2 separate regions of the Homo sapiens genome follow, and region 2 is linked to region 1. The links are chromatin contacts, found by Hi-C or POLR2A ChIA-PET in ENCODE. All regions are on one chromosome and are shown on one strand. The core of a region is the stretch at or near the end of the contact, and the rest is flanking DNA. Distances in the headings are between cores, read along the strand shown.

What was found. A loop is a pair of places that touch in the nucleus more often than their neighbours do. ChIA-PET counts read pairs that join two places held with the same protein, here RNA polymerase II (POLR2A). Pooled maps may share reads with other maps.
Region 2: a pooled map shows a loop between it and region 1 (1.8-fold over the local background). The contact joins two enhancer-like sites. A Hi-C loop is called at or near these places in 4 of 50 pooled maps. POLR2A ChIA-PET finds 5 or more read pairs at or near these places in 3 of 52 experiments (HCT116, K562 and endothelial cell of umbilical vein).

What each region holds. Positions count from the first base shown.
Region 1 is chr2:200,904,371-200,909,476 of GRCh38, forward strand. ORC2 (origin recognition complex subunit 2) reads right to left here. Exons shown (of 18, transcript NM_006190.5): 18 at 4,607-5,106. Among named protein-coding and RNA genes, the nearest start is that of NIF3L1, 18 kb to the left of the region's middle. Within about 2 kb of position 1,385, at least 2 of the 41 ENCODE cell types and tissues checked have a DNase peak (open chromatin) inside an H3K27ac peak, as active enhancers do.
Region 2 is chr2:201,206,654-201,212,475 of GRCh38, forward strand. CASP10 (caspase 10) reads left to right here. Exons shown (of 10, transcript NM_032977.4): 8 at 1,422-1,530; 9 at 2,417-2,909. It also overlaps the pseudogene MTND5P25. Among named protein-coding and RNA genes, the nearest start is that of CASP10, 26 kb to the left of the region's middle. RefSeq lists an enhancer at 2,332-2,381. Within about 2 kb of position 2,423, at least 4 of the 41 ENCODE cell types and tissues checked have a DNase peak (open chromatin) inside an H3K27ac peak, as active enhancers do.

The sequences.
Region 1 (5,106 bases), core at 135-2,634:
TCAGATATCTCAAAATATCATCCTGCCCCATTTAATCTGGGCCTTTTATCCATGTGGATGCCCCTTTCTAAACAGCACCTGCGCTGGGCTGCGAGGCCCCTGCCTGCCTGCTGCTGGTTGGGCAGGGCAGATACACCTTTCTCCACCTGAGGACTGCGTTCTCAGGTAATCTGGCTAAAGCAATATTCCCTCCATTTTAGGCATTCTTAGATTGCTTTTATGATTTGTGCTATTTTACCATACCACATGTAATTTTTACTTCATGCTTTTGTGTAAAGCAACTTTTTCTCTTTTTGTTTATTTTTTATTGTGGTAAAATTCACATAACATAAAATTCGCCATTTTATTTTCCTGCCCCCCCCTTCCAAAATTCACCATTTTAAAGTATACAATTCCGTAGCTTTTAGTACATTTACAGTGTTGTGGTACTGTTACCACTACAGTTCCAAAGCATTTTTCATCACCACAGAGGGAAGCCCCCATTAAGTAATAATTCCCTCCTCCCATCCCCTGGATCCTATTTCTATGGATTTGTCTATTTTGGATATTTTCTATAAGTGGAATCATAAACATGTGGTCCTTTGTGTCCGGCATCTTTCACTTATGTTTTCTCCATTACTGCCGCCTTTTGTGTTTGATTTTTTTTCTAGTATTTTGACTCCCTTATTTCCTTTTAAGTATCTATTTTATCTTCTTACCTATCTTTAAAGGAAATTTTATGTGACATCCATTATAACTTAAATATTTACTTAATCTATATTAAATACAGGATTATTAAAATACAAAGGAACACTGCTCAAAAGAAATGTCATTTTTTTTTAATGTCATTTTTTTTTTTTTTTTGGAGACGGAGTCTCACTCTGTTGCCCAGGCTAGAGAGCAGTGGCATGATTACAGCTCCCTGCAACCTCTGCCTCCCGGGTTCAAGCGATTCTCCTGCCTCAGCATTCCAAGTAGCTGGGATTACAGGCACACGTCACCATTCCCAGCTAATTTTTGTATTTTTAGTAGAGACGAGGTTTCACCATGTTGGTCAGGCTGGTCTCCAACTCCTAGGCTCAGGGGATCCGCCCACCTCATCCTCCCAAAGTGCTGGGTTACAGGTTGAGCCACCGTGCCTGGCCTGAAATGTCATTTTTAAGCTTAGTGTCTAATGACATGTTTTGTGTTGTTTTGCTGATTTAATAAATAAGGCCAGATACTGACATGAAACAGTGGTTTAGTAATCCCTTATCTACTCCAGAAAGCTGAAGGCTGAGGAAGGACATGCACATTCCCTCACAGGTGTCACATGAAAAATCTTCCCTATCCTGTAGGACTTAAAAGGTCGCCTTGGATGCCCACATGGACAATACATTCCAGGTGGAAGGTTGCAGATTGTAGGGAATAGTGTCACCACCTTTGTTGTGCATCCATGACACCTTATATAATCTCTTGTGCACATGTATTAGAGGGTGCTCCATACCAATCTAGATCAGGATCCAAATCAGACACTAGTGCAGGAAAGAAGTGAAGCTGGCCAGGAGGTGGCAGCAACAGTTCAGCCCAAGGCAAGTGCTGCTGGGCAGAATGAAGGTCCAGCGTGGCCAAGTCTTCCTGATCTTTCAGGGGCAAAGGAAATCTGGATTTTTAATATGTGGGGTGTTAAAATATACATATATTATCATATATAAAACATACATATATACATGTTTCTGCACAGTTCCTGGCTTATAACTCCTCTAGCCCTTGTTACAGTCTTTTAGGTGTGTTAAGCCTCAGGGGCAGGCCTCAGGAAACAATCTCTCAGAGTTCTCCTGCCCTCCTTTCACCAGTCCCAAAGCAAAATCCTAATCTCCCTCCTTTTTCTTTTTTATTTAGAGACAAGGTCTTGCTCTGTCACCCAGGCTGGAGTACAGTGGTGTGATCATAGCTCACTGCAGCTTCAAACTCCTGGGCTCAAGTGACCCTCTCTCCTCAGTCTCCTGGGTAGCTGGGCCTACAGGCACCTGCCACCACCCACCCCCTACTGACTAATTTTTTCAAATTAAAAAAATTTTTACTTTTGTAAAGACCGGGTTTTGCTACACTGCCTAGGCTGGTCTTGAGCTCCTGAGCTCAGGGAATCCTCCTGCCTTGGCCTCTCAAAGTGCTGGGATTACAGGTGTGAGCCACTGAGCCTGGCCGTTTTTTTTTTTTGAGACGGAGTTTCACTCTTGTTGCCCAGGCTGGAGGGCAATGGCGTGATCTTGGCTCACCACAACCTCCGTCTCCCGGGTTCAAGCGATTTTCATGCCTCAGCCTCCCGAGTAGCTGGGATTACAGGAATGTGCCACCAGACCCAGGTAATTAAGCATTTTTAGTAGAGATAGGGTTTCTCCATGTTGGTCAGGCTGGTTTCAAACTCCTGACCTCAGGTGATCCGTCCTCCTCGGCCTCCCTAAGTGCTGGGATTACAGGCGTGAGCCACCACACCCGGCCTTATTTTTTTTTATTTTTTATTTTTTGTGAGACAGAGTCTCACTCTTTCACCCAGGCTGGAGTGCAGTGGCACGATCTCAGCTCAATACAACCTCCGCCTCCCAGGTTGAAGCAATTCTCCTGCCTCAGCCTCCCAAGTAGCTGGGATTACAGGCATTCGCCACAATGCCCAGCTAATTTTGTATTTTTAGTAGAGATGGGGTTTCACCATGTTGGCCAGGGTAGTCTAGAACTCCTGACCTCAAGTTATCCACCTGTCTCAGCCTCCCAAAGTGCTGGGATTACAGGCGTGAGCCACTGTGCCAGGCAAATGCTGCCATTTTAAGACCTACACTTTGGGTACCAAAGGTAAAGATGTTGACCCTAAATACTTGGGAAGCCTGGGGCCAGTGATAAATATAAAAATTGGTATGAAAATTTAGTAATGAGCTTTGTATTGTACTCATGCTTAAAGTTATATTTTCCATAGCATCAGTCTTTTCAAATTTGCCTTATTCAACACATTAAGGATGCTACAACTTATGCTATTAAAACCTCATAGGCTGGGTGAGGTGGCTCACACCTGTTAATCCCAGCACTTTGGGAGACCCAGGTGGGTGGATCACTTGAGCCCAGGAGTTCAAGACCAGCCTAGGCAACATGGTGAAACCCCATCTCTACAGGAAAAAAAAAAAAAAAAAAAGCCAGGTGTGGTGGTGTGTGCCTCCTGTAGTACCAGCTACTCAGGAGGGTAAGGTGGGTGGATCACTTGAGCCCAGGAGGTCAAGGCTGCAGTGAGCTGAGATGGCACCACTGCACTCTAACCTGGGTGACAGAGACCCTGTCTCAAAAACAAACACTTATAGACATTTCATATTTCACCTTAATATCCTCACAACTACTGCCTTTTGTGTAGTAAGTGTTCAAATTTAGGCTATTCAGGATTATGCTGGAAGAGTAATTTGACCTCATAGAATATAAAAAGTACATTCTGAACAATGCCACTGCCTCCACATTTGAATTAGCTGGAACAAAGAGTAGACTTCTAAAGTTATTTTGTTTAAAAGTTAGGCAAAATCTATTTATCAGCCCCCAAACCAACTGATCTTTTATTTTGAGACAGGGTCTCACTCTGTTACCCACCAGGCTGGAGTGCAGTGGCATGATCACAGCTCACTGCAGCCTCAGCTTTCCTGGGCTCAGATGATCGATCCACCTAAGCCTTCTGAGTAGCTGGGACTACATGGTGCGTGCCACCATGCCCAGCTAATTTTTTGTATTTTTAGCAGAGACAGGGTTTCGCCATGTTGGCCAGGCTGGTCTTGAACTCCTGGCCTCAAGAGATTGGCCTGCCTTGGCCTCCCAAAGTGCTGGGATTACAGGTGTGAGCTACTGCGCCTGTTTCCACTGAATTTTTTTTTTTTTTTTTGAGACGGAGTCTCGCTCTGTCGCCCAGGCTGGAGTGCGGTGGCGTGATCTCGGCTCACTGCAAGCTCCGTCTCCTGGGTTCACGCCATTCTCCTGCCTCACCCTCTCAAGTAGCTGGGACTACAGGCGCCCGCGACCACGCCCGGCTAATTTTTTGTATTTTTAGTAGAGACGGGGTTTCACCGTTTTAGCCAGGATGGTCTCGATCTCCTGACCTCGTGATCCGCCTGCCTCGGCCTCCCAAAGTGCTGGGATTACAGGCGTGAGCCACCACGCCCGGCCTCCACTGATCTTTTATATGAGTGAAGTGATCATGTATTAAAATAACAAACAATGCTAAGAAAGTCCAGTTTCTGGACTACTGTGAGAACTAATTTAGCAGTCCTTGCACAATAAATTCAGCACTGTGGCAAATTTATAAACAATAAATGTTTGACATCTCCTGTGCCTTTTTTTTTTTTTTTTTTTGCAATTTTATTAAGAGTACCCAGAAAACCTTTCAAGGTTTCAGTAGATCTGTTCAATCTTGCCAGAAGCAAGTTAACACAGTAGAAGAAATTAGAGCCTTATCAGTCAAGACATAATTGCTAGAGCCTCAGGGACACCGATGCGGACACAAGTCAACAAACAGCATACAATAATGTGCCAAGATCTTCACCAGATCTGTAAGATGCACTCATAAAACTTCTTTTGAAGAACTTAAAAATATTTTTAGTAAAAAACCAGCACTACCAATTTATAAAGTGATTCTATCCAAATTGGCTTTTTATTTATTAATAATAAAGTCTACTGACACATACTGCTTGCAAATAGTATAGACACAAAAATTATAAAAATAAACCAGTAGATATTTAGGGCAGATGCAAAAATTTGCACATTAGGTCATTATAAACTAGATATATTAAGCAAAAAAAGCAAGGTGCAAACCAGCAAGTATGATATATTACCAATTGTGTTTTTAAAAGGAGAAAGACAGATACTTTTACATATGCATAGACGATATCTGGAAGAATACTTAAGAAAATGCTATCAGTGGTTGCCTAAAGAACTGGGTGGATCAGGGAGTGGGCAGGAAACTCACTTTCACTGAATATCCTTTGGTACTATTAAAAAAATTTTTTTAAATCACATTTATGTACAAATTTGTTTAAACATTTTGACTAGAGGTTATATTTAAGACTAAGCCCTTGGCCAGGCATAGTGGCTCACCCCTGATCCCAGTACTTTGGGAGGCCGAGG
Region 2 (5,822 bases), core at 1,173-3,672, 300 kb after region 1:
GTCTCACTGTGTTGCCCAGGCTTGTCCTGAACTCTCAGGCTCAAGGAATTCTCCTGCCTCAGCCACCCAAGTACCACCATGCCAGCTTGTATATTATTTTTATATTCAGAAATAAAATTACAAAAGATTTCCCTTTTTTGAAGGCATTAGATCACTCCAGAAATGAACCATCTGAAAAAAATCTTTGATATTTATGTTGTCTCATGAAATCCTTGTGTATGCTTTCTTCATTCATGTTGCTAATATGAAAGTGAAGATGCTTTTGCATAAACCCTGGGTTTGACAATATTAAAATATATATTCCATTTTCTTAACTGTCATGATTGAGCTTCTCCAGCCAAACCAGGTGAAGTCTGAATTTTAATCAGGATCTGGCATTTCACCTTGGAATTAATTAGCTAATTCCACACTAGGGCCAGGATCTTGAGAACTCTCTGCCTCTGATACTGGGAGTGGCATCCTGAAAGAAAGGAACTGTCTAATCTTTAGTGCAAATGAGATTTATCCTTTGTCCTGGGCTCTAGGACTTAAAAAAGAATCTTTGAAATTTTATTCAGATCACAATTGTGCAGTAAAAGTGAGTTGCAGAGTAGTCAGAATCCCCAGTTTTTCAATATGTGACTTCAGAAATAATGTGGCATAAATACCCCAAGGGGTTTAGACTAGAGTATAAAAACATGGTTTTGGACAGGCATGGTGGCTCATGCCTGTAATCCTAGCACTTTGGGAGGCTGAGGTGGGCGAATCACTTGAGGTCAGGAGTTCAAGACCAGCCTGGCCAACATGGTGAAACTCTACCTCAACCAAAAATACAAAAATTATCGGCTGGGCGCGGTGGCTCATGCCTGTAATCCCAGCACTTTGGGAGGACGAGGTGGGCGGATCACAAGGTCAAGAGATCAAGACCATCCTGGCCAACATAGTGAAACCCCGTCTCTACTAAAAATACAAAAATTACCTGGGCATGGTGGCGGGCGCCTGTAGTCCCAGCTACTCGGGAGGCTGAGGCAGAAGACTCGCTTGAACCCAGGAGGTGGAGGTTGCAGTGAGCTGAGATCACGCCATTGCACTCCAGCCTGGGTGACAGAGCGAGATGCTGTCTCAAAAAAAAAAAAAAATTATCTGGGGGTGTTGGTGGGCACCTGAGGCAGGTGGATCCCTTGAATCCGGGAGGCAGAGGTTGCAGTGAGCCGAGATCGCGTCACTCACTCCAGCCTGGGCAACAAGAGTGAGACTCCATCTCAAAACAACAACAACAGCAACAACAAAATAACAACAACAACAAAAACATGGTTTAAACAACTGGCATGGGGAGATACATCCTGCTCTTCCTCACAGTGGATCCATTGGAGTGGTTGGTTAGAAACATTTAAGGCCCTAAGATAAGGATTCCTACTAAGTGGCTCTATCTATTCTTCAAGAGGGCAGCTGTGTACAGGATGAATCGGAACCACAGAGGCCTCTGTGTCATTGTCAACAACCACAGCTTTACCTCCCTGAAGGACAGACAAGGAACCCATAAAGATGCTGGTAAGAAAGTCTGGAACAGTTTATCAAATGCAAATTGGGGATCTTAAAATTATTTTTTATTTTCACATTTTCTTTCTGTGACTTTTATCTTCCATATACGTGTAAGGATGATATCATGTTTCTGAGCCTCTTATATATCCCTGGGGAGTCATCAGTCTGCTAAAGAGTGGCAAGAATCTTTGACTATTCACAATTCTGAATAGAGGAGAGCATGTACTGGGGGAGAGCCTGCTGGATTGGCACGAGACAACTTGGGCGTGAGCTCCAGCTCCACCACTAACTAGGTGTGTGATCATGGGAGAGTCAAGAGACCTTGGCTTCTTCAACTGTGAAACAGGATGAAACACTGGCCACTGCCGATTCTCAGGACTGTTGTGACAACACTGGGTATTACGTGATAGGAGATTCATTGTAAGATTTTATGGTTATGAAAATAAAAATAATCCAAAGCTTTAGGCTATTTGCTGTGCAAATTTTGTAACTATTAGCATTGTTTCAGTTTTTTTTTTCTTTGAGACAGAGTCTTGCTCTGTTGCCCAGGCTGGAGTGCAGTGGTGCAGTCCCAGCTCACTGCAACCTCTGCCTCCCAGGCTCAAGCCATTCTCGTGCCTCAGCCTCCCGAGTAGCAGGGATTACAGGCGTGAGCCACCACACCTGGCTATTTTTTGTATTTTCAGTAGAGATGGGGTTTTGCCATCTGGCCAGACTGTTCTCAAACTCCTGACCTCAAGTGATCCGCCTGCTTCGGCCTTCCAAAGTGCTGAGATTATAGGTGTGAGCCACTGTGCCCGGCCTTGTTTCAGTTCTTCATTTTGTTTTGCATCATTTTATTATTTCCCCTTTCTCTCTCTCTCTCTCTTTTTTTTTTTTTTTTGTTTTTAAACAGAGATCCTGAGTCATGTGTTCCAGTGGCTTGGGTTCACAGTGCATATACACAATAATGTGACGAAAGTGGAAATGGAGATGGTCCTGCAGAAGCAGAAGTGCAATCCAGCCCATGCCGACGGGGACTGCTTCGTGTTCTGTATTCTGACCCATGGGAGATTTGGAGCTGTCTACTCTTCGGATGAGGCCCTCATTCCCATTCGGGAGATCATGTCTCACTTCACAGCCCTGCAGTGCCCTAGACTGGCTGAAAAACCTAAACTCTTTTTCATCCAGGCCTGCCAAGGTGAAGAGATACAGCCTTCCGTATCCATCGAAGCAGATGCTCTGAACCCTGAGCAGGCACCCACTTCCCTGCAGGACAGTATTCCTGCCGAGGCTGACTTCCTACTTGGTCTGGCCACTGTCCCAGGCTATGTATCCTTTCGGCATGTGGAGGAAGGCAGCTGGTATATTCAGTCTCTGTGTAATCATCTGAAGAAATTGGTCCCAAGGTGAGAGCTCTTTTTTTTCTTCCATTTGTAATTAATTAGTTTTATTTATTTTTTATTTTACTCTCATTCAACACCTTTGGTAAGGGTGAGAGTTCTACGTTGTTCTATCCATGTACCTGTTCAACCATCTGCCTACCCTCCTGTTTATCTATTTATCCATCTATCCACCCATTCATCTATCCATCCATCTATCCACCCATTCATCTATCCATCCATCCATCTGTCCATCCATCCATCCATCCAGCAACCTTGTATTGAGTACCAGCCTGGACCTGGAAAGGAAGATACAGAGTTAAAAAAAGACAGAGTCCTTGCCCTCAGGTTGCTTACAAGCTAGAGGGATAGACAAACAAATAGACGGGGAAGGGCATCCCCAGCTGGTAAGTGCACATTGTGAAGTATAGGTGTTATGGGAACATGCAGAATGAGTACCTTGCCCAGATTTGAAGGATCAGAGGAGGCTTCTAGAAATGACAAATAGATGTTAGGTAAAGAATCAGGTGAAAGATGTGCTGGGCAGAGGGAATAGCATGAACAAAAGCATGGGGGCCTTTTATTTGTTCGTTTATTTATCACTCACTCTTACGTCCTGAGCACCTATGTGCTATCTTTGGACTTCTATTTGCCACTGCTCTGACAGCTTCCCTTCTGTCTCTGCCACATGCTGTCCTCTTGGCACCTTTAGCCATACCTAGAGGCCATGGGCTCCTCCATGAAAACGTCTCCAAAGTTGCCATCTCTGGCCCACTCATCTCTGAATTCCTGGGGGCAGAGACCCTGTTTCATTCAACTTTATATCCTCAGCCCCTGACCTGATATATTGTGAGCTTGTTAAACATTTGCTGGGCCAATGAATGACTTGCTTGAGCCTGTCTCATTAACATCCCGCTAGATATCCTACCTCTGTTTAGCCCTTGGACCTCACATTCAGCATGCATGTTTCTGAGCTCATCTTCCCAGCTCTCTCCAGGAGCTCCTACTCCTGAATTTCCATTTGAAGGAATGGCCATAGTGCTCTTCTGGGAATTCAGGATTGGAACCTTGAGTCAACTTTGCTTTTCTCTCTTCTTTACCAGCCCCTCCATTCTCATCACAGACATCAGAGGCTAATGTCTATGGCTTCAGGAACAAGGCAATATTTATTGAGAGCGTACTATGTGCTTACTGTACTGGGTACCGAACTGGGGACAGGGGGTGCAACTGTGTACAAGAGAGACAAAATCTGCTCTCCAGGGAGCTAAAAGTCCAGTGAAGGAAGGACAGATAATAAAAATATAAGTGAATATTTAAATTATTATTATTTTAAAAATTCAACAATATTAAAAGGAGACAGTATACATGCATGATTAAGCAATGTGTGGTTTTTTTTGGTACTCCAGAAATTTCTGTTATTTTTAATTGATACTTCATAACTACATATTTCAGGGTTATAATTTGATGTTTCAATACATATATGTGTTGTATAATGATCAAATCAGGGTAGTTAGTGTATCCATCACCTCATGCATTTATCATTTCTTTGTGGTGAGAACCTCTAAAAGCCTCTCTTGTAGCTATTTTGTAATATACAACACCTTACTGATTGATCGATTGATTTAAATATGGGATCTCACCATGTTGCCGAGGCTGGCCTTGAACTCCTAGGCTCAAGCAATCTTCCTGCCTTAGCCTTGTAAGTAGCTAGGATTATATGCTCAAACCACAGTGCCCAGCTCAGAATGCCTTACTGTTAACCATAGTCACCCCACTGTGCAGCAGAACACCAGAGGTTATTTCTCCTATCTAATTGTAACTTTGTACCCATTGACTAACCTCTCATCTTCCCTTCCCTCCTTCTCTCTCTCATCTTTGTAATTGCTGTTCTAATCACTGCTTCTATGACATCAACTTTTTAAACAAAGATTCCACATGAGTGAGAACAAGCAGATTTTTTCTGTGTCTTGCTTATTTCACTCTGGGCTCATTCATGTTGTCAGACATGTCAGGATTTTCTTTTTTTATGGCTGAATGGTATTCTGTCACGTATAAATATCACATTTTCTTTATCCATATATCCATTTTTGGACCCTTAGGTTGATTCCATATCTTGGCTATTGTAAATAATGCTGCAGTAAACTGGGAGTGCAGATATCTCTCTGACATATTGATTGCATTTTCTTTGTTTATATACTTAGTATGGGGATTGCTGGATCATATAGTATTTTTATTTTTCATTTTATGAGGAACTGGCATACTATTTTCCATAATGGCTGTACTAATTTTCAATACCACCAACAGTGTGTAAGTGTTCCCTTTTCTCCAGATCTTTGCCAATATGTGTTTTCTTTTGTTTCCTCGATAATAGCCATTCTAACTTGAGTGAAGTAGCATCTCACTGTGGGTTTTTTATTTTTATTTTTATTTTTTTTTAGACAACATCTTGCTCTGTCAGGCTGGAGTGCAGTGGCGCAATCTCAGCTCACTGCAGCCTCTGCCTCCTAGGTTCAAGCAATTCTTCTGCCTCAGTCTCCCGAGTAGCTGGGATCACAGGCATGTGCCACCACGCCTGGCTAATTTTTGTATTTTTAGTAGAGACAGGGTTTTACCACGTTGGCCAGGCTGGTCTGGAACTCCTGATCTCAAGTGATCCACCCACCTCAGCCTCCCAAAGTGCTGGTATTACAGGCGTGAGCCACGGCGCCCAGCTGTCACTGTGGTTTTGATTTGCATTTCCGTGATGATTAGTGATGTTGAGGGGTGGAAGCGGGTAAGTAGGAAAACTCCCACCACAACTATAGTGCTAGAGTGAAGTAGGGCTGAGACTGGGGTTGGGCCTTCCAAGGCGGAAGGAAGTCAGGGGTGGAGGCCAAGTTGGGCTGATTTTCCTGCTGCTGCTAAGAGAAAACCAATTAATGGAAGAAGGTTGGGGGTAGG